Regions from separate parts of the Homo sapiens genome. Here region 1 is linked to region 2. A link is an interaction called in ENCODE POLR2A ChIA-PET data of the cell type or tissue named here. Cell type or tissue: K562. All regions are shown on one strand. Each heading gives the region's core, and the rest is flanking DNA. Links, peaks and the distances in the headings are about the cores only.

Region 1 (5,362 bases), core at 86-2,585, 60 kb before region 2:
CTACTCAAGTCTTTTGCCAGTTTTTGAATTGGGTTGTTTGGATTTTTTGCTCTTCAGGTGTAGGACTTCTTTATATATTCTGAATATTAATTATTTATGAGATGCATGACTTTCAAACATTTTCTCCCGGTCTGCAGGTTGTCTTTTCACTTTCTTGATAGTGTCTTTTGACGCATAACCAAATGTGACTTTCTGCATATGTAAAAATAATCACTGATCTGACAAAGATCGGCTAGGTGACAACTATGCGATATTAATCCATTCACCCATTGAACCCACAAACATGTAGAAGAAGAGCCTGGTGCTGGGTGCTGGGGAGGGCTCTATGAATAAGATACAGTAGCCTGGCCTGGTGTGGTGGCTCACATCTGTAATCCCAACACTATGGGAGGTTGAGGTGGGTGAACTGCTTGAGTCTAGGAGTTCAGGACCAGCCTGGGCAACATAGCAAGAACCCCGTCTCTAAAAAAAAAAAAAAAAAAAAAAAAAAAAAGATAGTAGCTCCCAGACATCTTGCCTGCAAAGTGTTTATAGTCTAGTTGACAAGACACTCCCCACAAAAAAGAAAGGCTGAAAAACAGTAACAATGATGTTTGTAGGTGCCATATGATCATTTTGTGTGTGTGAATTTCAGTTGACGGGTTGGAATGCTCCAATGTGCAAGGAGGCTGATCAGAGACAGCCCCCAAGGTCTTCCTCACCTGCCCTAAACCGCACAACCAAATGTCTCACCAGCAATCAACAGCTCCATCCACACAGTAGGTGCTGTGCGACCTCTTAATTAGCAAGAATTCAAGAGCATTACGTTTAGGTGTTGTAATATCCCCAGTTCATTTAGTCTCTCACCGGGTCAGTGTTATGTTCCAGGCAGGGAGAGCTTTTGTGGCTTTGCAATAGACTTAATAAAAACATCACCAGTTCTGCCTTTTGTGGAGGCTGTGCCATCAAAACAAATCACAAAAACATTTTTTATTGAGCCCCTACTTTGTGTTTTATATTGGTGCTCTGTTTTCTTATTCTTGATTTTTAAAAACATTAATAGGCTGGGTGCAGTGGTGCATGCCTGTAATCCCAGCACTTTGGGAAGCCAAGGTGGGAGGATCACTTGAGGCCATAAGTTCAAGTCCAGCCTGGGCAACATGGTAAGACCCTGTCTAAACCAAAAAAATTTGTTTAATTAGCTGGGTATGGTGGCGCATGCCTTTACTCCCAGCTACTAAAGAGGCTGAGGTGGGAGGATCACTTGAGCCCAGGAGGTCAAGGCTGCAGTGAGTTGTGATCATGCCACTGCACTCCAGCCTGGGTAACAGAGCAAGGCCCTGTATCAAAAAAAAAAAAAAAAAAAAAAATGGTAACAGTTATTTACTGTTACATAAAATTGAACTTAATAAAATGAGATCTAACAAAACAGGCCTGGGCATGCTGTAATCCCAGCACTTTGGGAGGCTGAGGCGGGTGGATTATCTGAGGTCAGGAGTTCGAGACCAGCCTGGCCAACATGGTGAAACCTTGTCTCTACTAAAAATACAAAAATTAGCCGGGCCTGGTGGCACATGCCTGTAATCCCAGCTACTGGTGAGGCTGAGGCACGAGAATCACTTGAACCTGGGAAGCAGAGGTTACAGTGAGCTGAGACTGTGCCACTGCCCTCCAGCCTGGGCAACAGAGCAAGACTCTGTCTCAAAAAAAAAAAAAAAAAGATCTAACAAAACAAAAAAATGTTAGAAGGCAATAATTTACAGGGTCAAAAGAGTCTATATTTTTTAAAGGCTTGTCTTAAATTCCTGTGAAGCGATCCTCTAATGCAAATAAGATCTGTTTCTTGAAGCATTCGATTCCTGGGCTATAGTAACAGAGACCTTCATCATGGCAGCATCCTGGGCTTTGGATAAGGGAATGCTAACCAGAAATCACGGTTGCTGAAATGATAATTTCAGTACATGGGGGAAATAGCATTTCTAAATGGTGAATATGAATTTTTGCACTCTGCATTACTTTTTAACAACATATCTGTTATTTAAGGCAAGGTACACACATGCTTCACGGAGCTTAACGCCGCTGCCTCACCTGGCCTGCTTGCTCCACTTGAAGCTTGGCTCATCTGTGAGAGGTGAAGCTCCCTGGCCATAGCCATGTCTCCTGGCTCCCTGAGACATGCTTCAAGAATTGGGGGGAGCCAAAAAGACACAAAATAAATAACAACAATGAAAAATAAACAATAAAGAAAGGGAGGACTCAACTGCTTGAGCCAAAAGCCCAGACAGCATCTTTTTCTTTTTCTTTTTTTTCTTTTTTTTGGAAACAGTCTTGCTCTGTTGCCCAGGTTGGAGTGCAGTGGCACCATCTCAGCTCAGGTTTAAGCAATTCTCCTGCCTCAGCCTCCCCAGTAGCTGGGATTACAGGTGTATACCACCATGCCTGGCTCATTTTTTTTTCTTTGAGACATGGTCTCACTCTGTCACCCAGGCTGGAGGCCTGGTGGCACAATCTCAGCTCACTGCAACCTCTGCCTCCTAGGTTCGAAAGATTCTCATGCCTTAGCCTCCAAAGTAGCTGGGATTACAGGTGTGTGCCACCACGCCTAGTTAATTTTTATATTTTTAGTGGAGACAGGGTTTCACTATGTTGACCAGGATGGTCTCGATCCCTTGACCTGGTGATCTGTCCACCTTGGCCTCCCAAAGTGCTGGGATTACAGGCATGAGCCACCACACCTGGCCTAATTTTTGTATTTTTAGTAGAGACAGGGTTTCACCAGCTTGGCCAGGCTGGTCTTGAACTCCCGACCTCAAGTGATCTGCCCGCCTCAACCTCCCAAAGTGCTGGGAATACAGGTGTGACCCACCACATCCAGCCAAGGCATCATCTTTGATTATACCACTTCCCTGGTCACTTACATCTAATCCATCAGCAAATCCCATCCATTTCCTCTCCCTAACCTCTCTCCATAGAACACAGACGTCCTCTGTGTGTTAACCTTGTGTTTCTGATGCTTTGACCTTTGGGGCCTTGCTGACCCTAAGGGACTGCCCCTCCCAGGGCTGGCCAGTTTCTAGATATAGTAAAGGCCTCGCCTGGGAGCCTACCTTTCATGCCAACCCACTCAGAGCCCGCATCCCATCACCTCCTCAACCAGGGTCTCCCTGGACGGCCCCCATCCACCTGCCCTGGTCAACCCAGGCCAGGCCAGGGACCAGATGACTGGGGACAGCCCTCTGCCCAGAGCCCGCCGGAATCATCCACACTATCCAATCCTAGGCCAGCCTGCCCTGCCTCACCCACTCTTTCCACAGAAACCACAATCAGGGCTCTGCCACATTTGCCCCTTGCTTTCTCTACCCCCGTGACCCATGCTGGTGCTTTTCCGCGTGGACTCCCTAGGTGTGGCCTTCTTCTTCTTCTTCTTCTTTGTCTTTGTCTTCTTCTTCGTCATCTTCTTCATCTTCTTCTTCTTCATCTTTTTCTTCTACTTCTTCTTTGTCTTTTTCTTCTTCCTTCTTCTTCGTCTTTTTCTTCTTCCTTCTTCTTCTTCTTCTTCTTTTTCTTCTTCGTCGTCCTTTTCTTCTTCTTCCTTCTTCTTCTTCTTTTCTTCTTCTTCTTCGTCTTTTTCTTCTACTTCTTCTTCTTCGTCCTTTTCTTCTTCTTCTTCTTTTCATCTTCTTCTTCATCTTTTTCTTCTACTTCTTCTTCTTCATCCTTTTCTTCTTCTTCCTTCTTCTTTTCTTCTTCTTCATCTTTTTCTTCTACTTCTTCTTTGTCCTTTTCTTCTTCTTCTTCTTCTTCTTCATCTTTTTCTTCTTCTACTTCTTCATCTTTTTCTTCTTTCTTCTTCTTCTTTGTCTTCTTCTTTGACTTTTTCTTCTTCTTCTTCTTCCTCTTCTTTTTCTTCTTCTTCCTCCTCTTCCTCTTCTTTCTCTTCCTCTTCCTTCTCTTCTTCTTCTTCTTCTTTTTTTTTTTTTTTTGAGACGGAGTCTCGCTCTGTCACCAAGCTGGAGTGCAGTGGCGTGATCTCGGCTAACTGCAACCTCTGCCTCCCGGGTTCAAGTGATTCTCCTGCCTCAGCCTCCCAAGTAGCTGGGACTACAGGTGCGTGCCACCACACCTGGCTAATTTTTTGTATTTTTAGTAGAGACAGGTTTTTACCATGTTAGCCAGGATGGTCTCGATCTCCCAACCTCGTGATCTGCCTGCCTCAGCCTCACAAAGTGCTGGGATTACAGGCATGATCCACCGCGCCCGGCCAAGCGTGTTCCCTCTTCTTGGAGTCTGTGAGTCTAAACAATTATCCTTCAATGGCATTTGTATCCTGATCTGTTGGGTTTTGCCAAATCTAAATAATAATAAAACCTTCACTTATTTATTATTATTATTTTTTTGAGACACAGTTTCTCTCTGTCACCCAGGCTGGAGTGCAGTGGCACAGTCTCGGCTCACTGCAACCTCCGCCTTCTGAGTTCAAGTGATTCTCTTGCCTCAGCCTCCCGAGTAGCTGGGATTACAGGTGTGCACCACCACGTTAAGCTATTTTTTGTATTTTTAGTAGAGACGGGGTTTCACCATGTTGATCAAGCTGGTCTCGAACTCCTGGCCTCAAGTGATCCGCCCACCTCAGCTTCCCAAAGTGCTGGGATTACAGGCGTGAGCCGCCCCATCTGGCCTATCAAGCCATCATTTTAAAAGACCGCAGCACTGTGCAGGAAGCCCATCAGACCCTCCCAGAGACTCCTCCACACCTGACCAACGTGCTTCTCCTCTAGGCCTGTGACCCAGGAGCCCAAAGGACTTTTCTAAAATGAAAACTGATCACGCCACTCTCTCATTTAAGATTCTCATTTAAAATTCCCTAGAACCTTCTGTTACAAATTAGAGTGAACCCCACAGTTCCTACTGTGGTCTACGAGGCCCTGCAGGTCTCAGTCCTGCAATCTGCTCCTGGGTGCTGAGCTCAGTGCTCTGCGTGCTGGCCTCCTTCCCGTTCTTCAATGAAGCCAAGCCAGTTCCTGCCTCAGGGCCTTTGCACCTGCTGTTCTGTCCACCCAGAATGCTCTTCCTCCAGCTCTTGCACGACTGGCCTCTTTCCCTCTAGTCTCAGTCAAACATCACCTTTTGGAGAGGCCACCCTTAAGGACCCAGTCAGACATTTTCTTCCATCACTTGGTTTTATGTGCTTTGTGGCATCTGCCACTCTCTGTCACGATTCACTTGTTTATTGTCTGTCTCCCCACCATGCCTGCCTACTTGGAGTAGAATCTGAGCTCCCTGAGAGCAGGGGCCTGGTTCGCTGCTGTGCCCCCTGAGCCTGGCACATGCCTGGTGCATGGTGTTGGCTGCATGAATGAGGGGTGCCTTACCTCGTTCAGGA
Region 2 (7,750 bases), core at 2,606-5,105:
TAAAAAAGAAAGGAAGGGAGGGTTTAGAAGACTCTCGAGATAGCCCAGGCACAGGTGGAGGCCCAGAAAAGCTTTAGGTCAGGAGAAAGGCGTAAACCCCAGGTCACTTGCTATGTAGGCAGCTGCAGGGATGCAGGGCACCCACAGTGAGAGAGAGAGAAAAGGCTGCCCTGGGCTGGAGGCCACAACACCAGACCCCGAAATCCTCCTTTAAGAGGTCTTGAGCCCCTGTGTATTAGTCTGTTTTCACGCTGCTGATAAAGACATACCTGAGATTGGGTATTTTATTTTGTTTTGTTTTGTTTTATTTTATTGAGATGGAATCTCGCTCTGTCACACAAGCTGGAGCACAGGGTACGATCTTGGCTCACTGCAACCTGTGCCTCCAGGGTTCAAGCAATTCTCCTGTCTCAGCCTCCCCAGTAGAGTAGCTGGGACTACAGGTGTGCACCACCATGCCCAGCTAATTTTTTTTTTTTTTTTTGAGATGGAGTCTCGGTCTGCCACCCAGGCGGGAGTGCAGTGGCACAATCTCGGCTCACTGCAAGCTCCACCTCCTGGGTTCATGCCATTATCCTGCCTCAGCCTCCCCAGTAGCTGGGACTACAGGCGCCCACCACCACGCCTGGCTAATTTTTTTTTGTATTTTTGTAGAGACAGGGTTTCACCGTGTTAGCCAGGATGGTCTCAATCTCCTCACCTCGTGATCCGCCTGCCTCGGCCTCCCAAAGAGCTGGGATTACAGGCATGAGCCATCGCGCCCAGCCTAATTTTTGTATTTTTAGTAAAGACAGGGTTTCACCATGTTGGTCAGGCTGGTCTCAAACTCCTGACCTCAAGTGATCGGCCCACCTCGGCCTCCCAAAGTGCTGGGATTACAGGTGTGAGCCACCCCACCCGGCCCAGACTGAGTAATTTATAAAGCAAGAAAGGTTTAATGAACTCACAGTTCTACGTGGCCAGGGAGGCCTCACAATCATGGCAGAAGGTGAGAGGCACATCTTACATGGTGGCAGACAAGCAGAGAATGAGAGCCAAGTGAAAGGGGAAACCCCTTATAAAATCGTCAGATCTCATGAGACTTATTCGCTACCGGGAGAACAGTACTGGGAAAACCGCGCCCATGATTCAATGACTTCCCACCGGGTCTCTCCCACAACACTTGGGAATTCTGGGAGCTACAATGCAAGGTGAGATTTGGGTGGGGACAGAGCCAAACTGTATCAGCCTGGTTCTAAACTCTCCCTCTCCAAGCCACTAGATTTCCATGCCACACCTCACTTTGATCCTGAATTTGGGCCATCACTTGCTATATTTCCCAGGACTCCTTTGGTTGCAAGGGACAGCAACCCAACTCGAACTAAATTTAAAAATGAAAAAATAAAAATAAAAGGAAATGTCCTGGCCCTTCTCCTTGGAAGGCCCCAGGGGTGGAAACAGCTTCAGCAGAGCTGGGTCCAGGGACGTTAAGCAACGTCGCCAGGAAACTGTGAGTTCAGCTCCCTTTGCATTCACGTTGCCAGATTGAGCAAGTCAATCTTCAAGATGCCTAGTTAAGTTTGAATTTCAGATAAAGAACAAATACAGTTTTAATATAAGTATGTCCCTTGCAACATTTGAGACATACTTATACTAAAAGTTATCTGCTGTTTATTTGAAATCCAAATGTGCCTAGGTGTCCTCTGTTTTATCTGGCAGCTCCACCGTCTGTATCGGCCATTTTCTTGCCTCCTGCATTTGGCTTTTCTTGTAAGGGAAAACGGCTCCAAGTAGCTCTCAGTGTCTTGATGGCCCAAGATGCCAGAGGAAGGGAGGCCATCGAGCTGCATGGCTGCACCTTGTACATCCTAGGGAGGCCCTGGCTGGGTCTGTCGTGGATGCCGTGGCTGCAGCATTGGGAAGCCCCTGGGGTGCCTTCTCACTTCCCCCAACACCAGCAGCCTCCTCCCTCCTCCACCAATTCTTGGGTAGGACTGGTTGAGAGTTTCTCAGTCTTTGTCAAGGGCTGTGCCAAGGCAGTTTCAAGCCTGGCTGTGCTCTCTCTTCCAATCGGATTCTGCCCAGAGCCCCTCCCCATGGGGATTCTGGTAGGGTTCACGTCTGAATCGATCACTTGCTGGATTGGGATGGGGGCCGGTTGTCCATCCCTGGAGTGTTGCACAGCCCTGGGTGGGATGCTCCCAGAAGGAAATGCTGAGCACAGAACCACACATATCTGTGCAGGGGCTGGAGGTGAAAGTTCCAAGGGATCCCGGAACTTGTCACTAAGCGTCTACCAGGCCATAGAAATCAGGACAGCCTAGTGAACAGAAAAAACAACTTTAGCAGTTGTGATTCCATGTTCCAGGGAAGGGAATATCCACCCAAAAGTTTTTCTAATCATAAAGTTATTTCAGAAGCAAGTCATGCCCCAAGAAAACCACACCGAGGGGTGTGTTTATAACCAGAGCCTTACAGGCAGTTGGCTCCAACGCCCACCTGCATTGGAGAGCAAAGTTCACAGGAGACTGAGGTGGGAGGGGAAGAAGCCTCTTCCTGCTCTGAGAATCCGCATGGGTCGCAGTGCTTCCCTTCCTCAGCTCCCCCACCGCAGGCTGCTAAAATGACCCCGAGTGCCTCAGAAATCTCAGGGCCACCGCAGCCTCTCCCCTCTCAGCCATGGTTCGATTCCTCATAAATATTAAGACTTCATGTGCTCCTGCGTGGATTTTCACCAAGTCCTAAAATGCAGTGTAGACGCTCCAGGGAAGAGGAAGCAAGTGACATTCCTGGCCCGCTCTTACGCCACGAGCTCTGCAGACGCCGAAAGGTTGCTCACAGGAGGCGGAAAGTGCCAGGGGTTGGGCCTGAGGTCATGCAGAGGCCAACTGTGGGCCGGGGTCCCAGCGGCAGCCTCCCCACCGAGGGCTGTGTTGAACCCTGGAGAGAGAGGGCGAGAGAGAGAGAGCGAGAGAGAGAGAGAGAGAGACAAAGCGAGCGAGAGAGAAAGCTAGCATGAAGGCTTGTTGGAGGCCTGACTCCCCAAGGCCAGACCCTAAGGCCTTGAAGGTCAGCCAAGAAGTTGACCAAGCCAAGAAGTCCTGAGACTTGGAGCCACAGGGCCAGTGGGGCACCATCTCCCCAGAACAAAAACTGTACCCCAAGAATTGAAGGGAAATATTATTTTTACTCTGAAACGTTCTGGAGCAGAATGCAAAATTCCATCCCTTTCAAATAGAAAACACAAGCTATTCACACTTGAGGTGGGTGAGGGTGCTTTTGGGGAAAAGTTTGAGAGTCGCGTCCTGGGCACTGGGCAATCATCAGAGGGTGTCTCCCTCGGGAGGGGTCCAGTCAGGCCTGGCTTCACGGGGATGGTCAGTGAGGCAGGGCTGGGCGATGGGCGCCGGCTCCTCCTGGAGTCAACCTTTCATTCATTCATTCATTCAGCAAATGGCAGTCGTGGGGTAGGCAGCCATGCACATGGCAGTCAAGGCCCTCCCTTTCCATTCCAGACTGTGATTGATCCGTGCTCCCCTCCCCGCCCCGACCCCACTCCCCGCCCCGCCCCCACTCCCCGCCCCGCCCCCACTCCCCGCCCCGCCCCCACTCCCCGCCCCGCCGCTGGCAGCGGGCAAGGACCCACGACTCATCCCATGGCCTCCCTCTGGGTAAGTGCTTGTCGACTGAGTCAACGACTGAATCAGCCGCGGTTGTCAGGGCTCAGCTGGACTGAGCGCTGCTGCCTGTGGGCGTTTCCTCCTCATGTGTTTTTTATCAGCAGCAGCGGCTGCAGGGTCCCCGTGCTCAGGGGTTGCCTCTGTCGTGCTCACTCTGCCCCGCGCTCTGTCCACACCCCTGCTCCATCCAACTCGCAGATGGAGCGGTTTCCTTTGAGCCCCAGTCCTGTCCAAACACACATGGGTGCTGGGCTTTCCCTGTGGCACATTTTCTACCCTCTGTAGGCAGGAAAGAGCAAGCACATGGAGGCAGCCCTGTTGTCCTTGGCCTTTCCAGGACACCTGGGAGGAGACAGCACCCTGTGAGGCTAAGAGCTGGACTCTGGAGTCAGAAAGGTCTGAGTTCAAATCCCACCCCTGCTGCTGAGAGAGTGGCACAGGGCAGTTTCACCACTGTGAGCTTGTTCCTCCTCTGTGAACTGAATAATAAACCCTGCTTTCCAGAAAAGAGGCGCACAGAGAGGACTTTATCATAGGGCCCACGATGAGCTCCCGGGGTCCGAGCGAGAGACCCGCAGCACCACTTGGTGGGGGCAGGGCCGTGTGTCTGCATGTGCACCTGTTCATCTGCCCACCGCAGGCTCTCACATACCAGGGCTTTGTCTTCTGCAAGGATGACCAAGACATGGCCCTGCACTCAGGAAATGACAGGCAAGGAGCGTTCTCAGGGGTGGCAGATGTAGCGAGAGCACTTGGGTCGGAGCCACAGGGCTCTGGGCAGAGACTGCGGTTCCGTGTTGGGGGAAGGAGGTTAGGGAGTCAGGAAAGATCTCCATCATGTGGGGGCCTTGAATTAGAAGTTCAGCAAGTGCCACAGACTGATTTCACATCCCACCACAAGTATTTATTGAGCACCTATTGTGTAATAGGCACTGTGCCTGGTGCTGGGATACACGGGGTGGTAGCACAAAGGAAGACACTGCCCAGGGCTCCTGGCCTGGCGGGGACACAGACAAGGGCCCAAGGGATGGCAGCCCCAAGGGGCAGGGCCAAGCTGGGCCATGCGGAGGGTGCCGTGGGACTGCCTGGCAGGAGCATCTGTCCACCCTGGGGATCAGTGCAGAACGTGATTCCATCCTGATGGAAAAGACGTTTCGGCTGGGAGCAGAAAGATGAGGAAAGCGCTGCTGTGTGGCATGGGGCCAGCTGCTTCCCCTCCCTGAGCCTCGGTCTCCTCACCCACAAGCGGAGGGACTTGGAGCTCTGCTCTCTCAGGTTCTGGTGGCTCTGATGGGATGTGACACCCATGACATTCCCAGGAGCTGAGAGGATCTCCTGCTACTTGATAACCTGGAAGGCCCGTGAAAGCTTAGGGCTCTGTCAATGTAGGAATCAAGGCTGTGGAGGCAGATTAGCAGCAGTCCAGCCCCGAGCTGGGACCTGCTCAGCACGCCTCCTCTGCACTGGCATTGCCTGCATGTCCAGGTCCTGCCACAACTGCACACTCCACCTCCCAGCTCGAGCCCCGGGGCCCTCTGAGAGGAGGCAGAGCTTCTCTCTTGGTCTTTGCTGCAGCTCTGCACCCTCCCCAGCCGGCCCAGGAGCCAGATGGGACCCGGCCGAGCTGCAGAACACCGTGCACCTTCCTGCAGTCCTCAGCCTGGGACCTGAGGAGCACAGGCTGATGGCCTGATGCGGCTTCCAGACAGAGCTCAGCCCACTCTTGGGAGGTGCCAGCTGCCTGGGTGGTCTGGTATCGGAATGAAATCCAGAGGCCAGAAGGAGCCCAGGGTTCAAATTGCCACCAATTTCCTGAAAGTTCCTCTAGAGCTCCGGGCAAACCCACCAGTTGATTGCGGAAAATAACAGACCCCTCACTTAAAACCAGATGTCAGCATCTGTCTTGAACCAGCCCAGGGAGAGACAGAGGCCCCTGCTCCCTCCTTTTCCTCCTCCTCCTCTCCCTCTTTTTCCTCCTCTTCCTCCCCCTCCTCCTTGTCTCCTCCTCCCCCTCCTCCTTCCCCCTCCCCTCCTTGTCCTCCTCCTCTCCCCCTTCCAACTCTGCAACCAGGTCAACCACAACCTCTGGCCACACAACAGACCCTCTGCAAAGGAAACAACTTAGCTGGCACCTAAAAATATTGACTTGTGTTTTTCTTTAAATAGAAAGGAAACTCAGCTCACTCCACCCCAGTGCTCCTCTTTCTGGATTCGAGTGGGCACCCTGGGACCTCACCCAGACTCAGCCGCCCCCTCACTGAGCCACCTCGGTTTGGAGGGATGGAGCCATTCAGGATGGAGGAGGGAGTGGGGCTTGCCTGCTCCTGAGAAAGGTCTCCTGGGGCAGGGTGGGAGTGGGGCTGACTAGATATCTCAAAGCCCCATTCATCCAGAGAGGGATGGCCTTTGATCAAGGAATGGGGTGTCTCTGTGGCACACATAAATCGGAGGATGAGGTGGTCACAGTTACCAGATGATCCATAAAGCAAGAAGAGTGACAGGGGCCAGGCACAGTGGCTCATGCCTGGAATCCCAACAGTTTGGTAGGCCAAGGCTGAAGGATCACTTGAAGCCAGGAGTTTGAAACCAGCCTGAGCAACATAGAAAGACCCTGTCTCTACAAAAAAAAAAAAGCTAGCTGGGCATTGTGGCATGTGCCTGTAGTCTACAGGCACTAACTGGGAGGCTGAGGTGGGAGGATCACTTGAGGCTGCAGTGAGCTAGGATCATGCCACTGCACTGCAGCCTGACTCTAAAAAAAAAAAAAAGAAAAGAAAAGGAAGGGGGTGACAGGGAGGCTCTGATGCCTCAAGCAGCCAGGCCTCACCCAGATCTCCTGGGCTTACTGAGCTTACCCCGCCCCAGATCCCCACTTGGGCCTGTCTGAAAAGCAAGTTGGTGGACAGTGGCTAGGGCAGGAGCATCTCCTTCTGGGTTGGGTGCCAAGGCTGTAAGCTCTGTCTGAGAGTAGAGGCCCCTGGGCCGGGTGGCTCTACTCCTGCATCTGTGGCTGGCCTCATGAGGGCCCTTGAGCTCACACAGGCCCCTGCAGCCGGGAGCCCCTGCTTGATAATGAGGCACAGCCATGCGATGGGAACTAGGGAGAGACCCTGATGCGCTGATGGAAGCCATCTCCAAGTAAGGCTGTTGGGGGAAAGAGGAAAGAGGGAGCCCCGTGTGTGGTGTGCGGTACCCACCTTGGAGAGCACAGATGGGTCTGAAAGCTCTGGGCGACGCCCAGGAAGCTGACCAGTGGGTGACTACTGGAGAGGGGAATGGGGATTCCTTTTACTGTCGGAATCCCCTTTTCTCGATTTGGTTTGCGTTTTCATCCAATAATGCATGCTGCTCAGTTCTGAATGTTTGTGTTCCCCCCAACCCCTAAATTCCTCTGCTGAAATCCTAACCCCCAAGGTGGTGGTATTAGGAGGTAGGAGCTTTGGGAGGTGATGAGGTCATGACGGTGGAGCCCTTAGGATGAGATTTAGTGCTCTTGCGAACGTGGCCCCAGGGAGCTCCCTTACTCCTCCACCACGCGGGGTCACACAAAAAGAAGCCAGCCCTCAGGGAACACCAAATCTGCCAGCACCTTCATCTTGGACTTCCCAGCCTCCAGAACTGTGAGAAATAAAATTTCTGTTGTATATTTCTCTTTTGCTTATAAGCTACCCAGTTTACAGTACTTTGTTACAGCAGCCTGGATGGACTAAGACACATGCAAATAGTTTTTAAAATGTCAGAGTGCTACAAGTAAAACAAACAAAAAAAAAACCCAACCACTTCCTACCCCACCCCTTCCCACGCCCAACTGCTACACCCAAGAGGTGACAACTTACTATTCTTTTTACCTCTTCTGATATTTACTGCCGTATTTCTCAATAGCCTGCTTATGCTTCTGTTTTATAATCTTTTCATTTTTGGCATTACCTGGGTTCAATTCCAGGTGCTGCCACTTACTAACTGTGCAACCCTGAACAAGTCACTAATCTGTGCCTCAGTTTCCTTATCTATGACATGGGATCATAGTACCTACACCATAGGGCTCATGTGAGGATTAAAGGAGTTTACACATGTAAGTATTTATTCTGTGC

Evidence for each region. ChIA-PET counts read pairs that join two places held together with the same protein. Peaks named below come from ENCODE experiments on the same cell type or tissue, not always from the same donor. Only the 100,000 strongest peaks of a DNase experiment are listed, where the experiment ranks them.
Region 1: POLR2A ChIA-PET joins it to region 2 with 8 read pairs; 6 of 35 experiments call an interaction of 5 or more read pairs at or near these places.

Annotation. Positions count from the first base shown.
Region 1 is chr1:9,219,864-9,225,225 of GRCh38, forward strand. No RefSeq gene overlaps it. Among named protein-coding and RNA genes, the nearest start is that of H6PD, 12 kb to the right of the region's middle. In K562, for the core only: no CTCF peak of the experiment used is centred there; no DNase peak of the experiment used is centred there; H3K27me3 peaks cover 360 bases.
Region 2 is chr1:9,276,850-9,284,599 of GRCh38, forward strand. No RefSeq gene overlaps it. Among named protein-coding and RNA genes, the nearest start is that of SPSB1, 12 kb to the right of the region's middle. RefSeq lists an enhancer at 2,474-2,643. In K562, for the core only: no CTCF peak of the experiment used is centred there; a DNase peak (open chromatin) is centred at 3,722; H3K27me3 peaks cover 2,123 bases.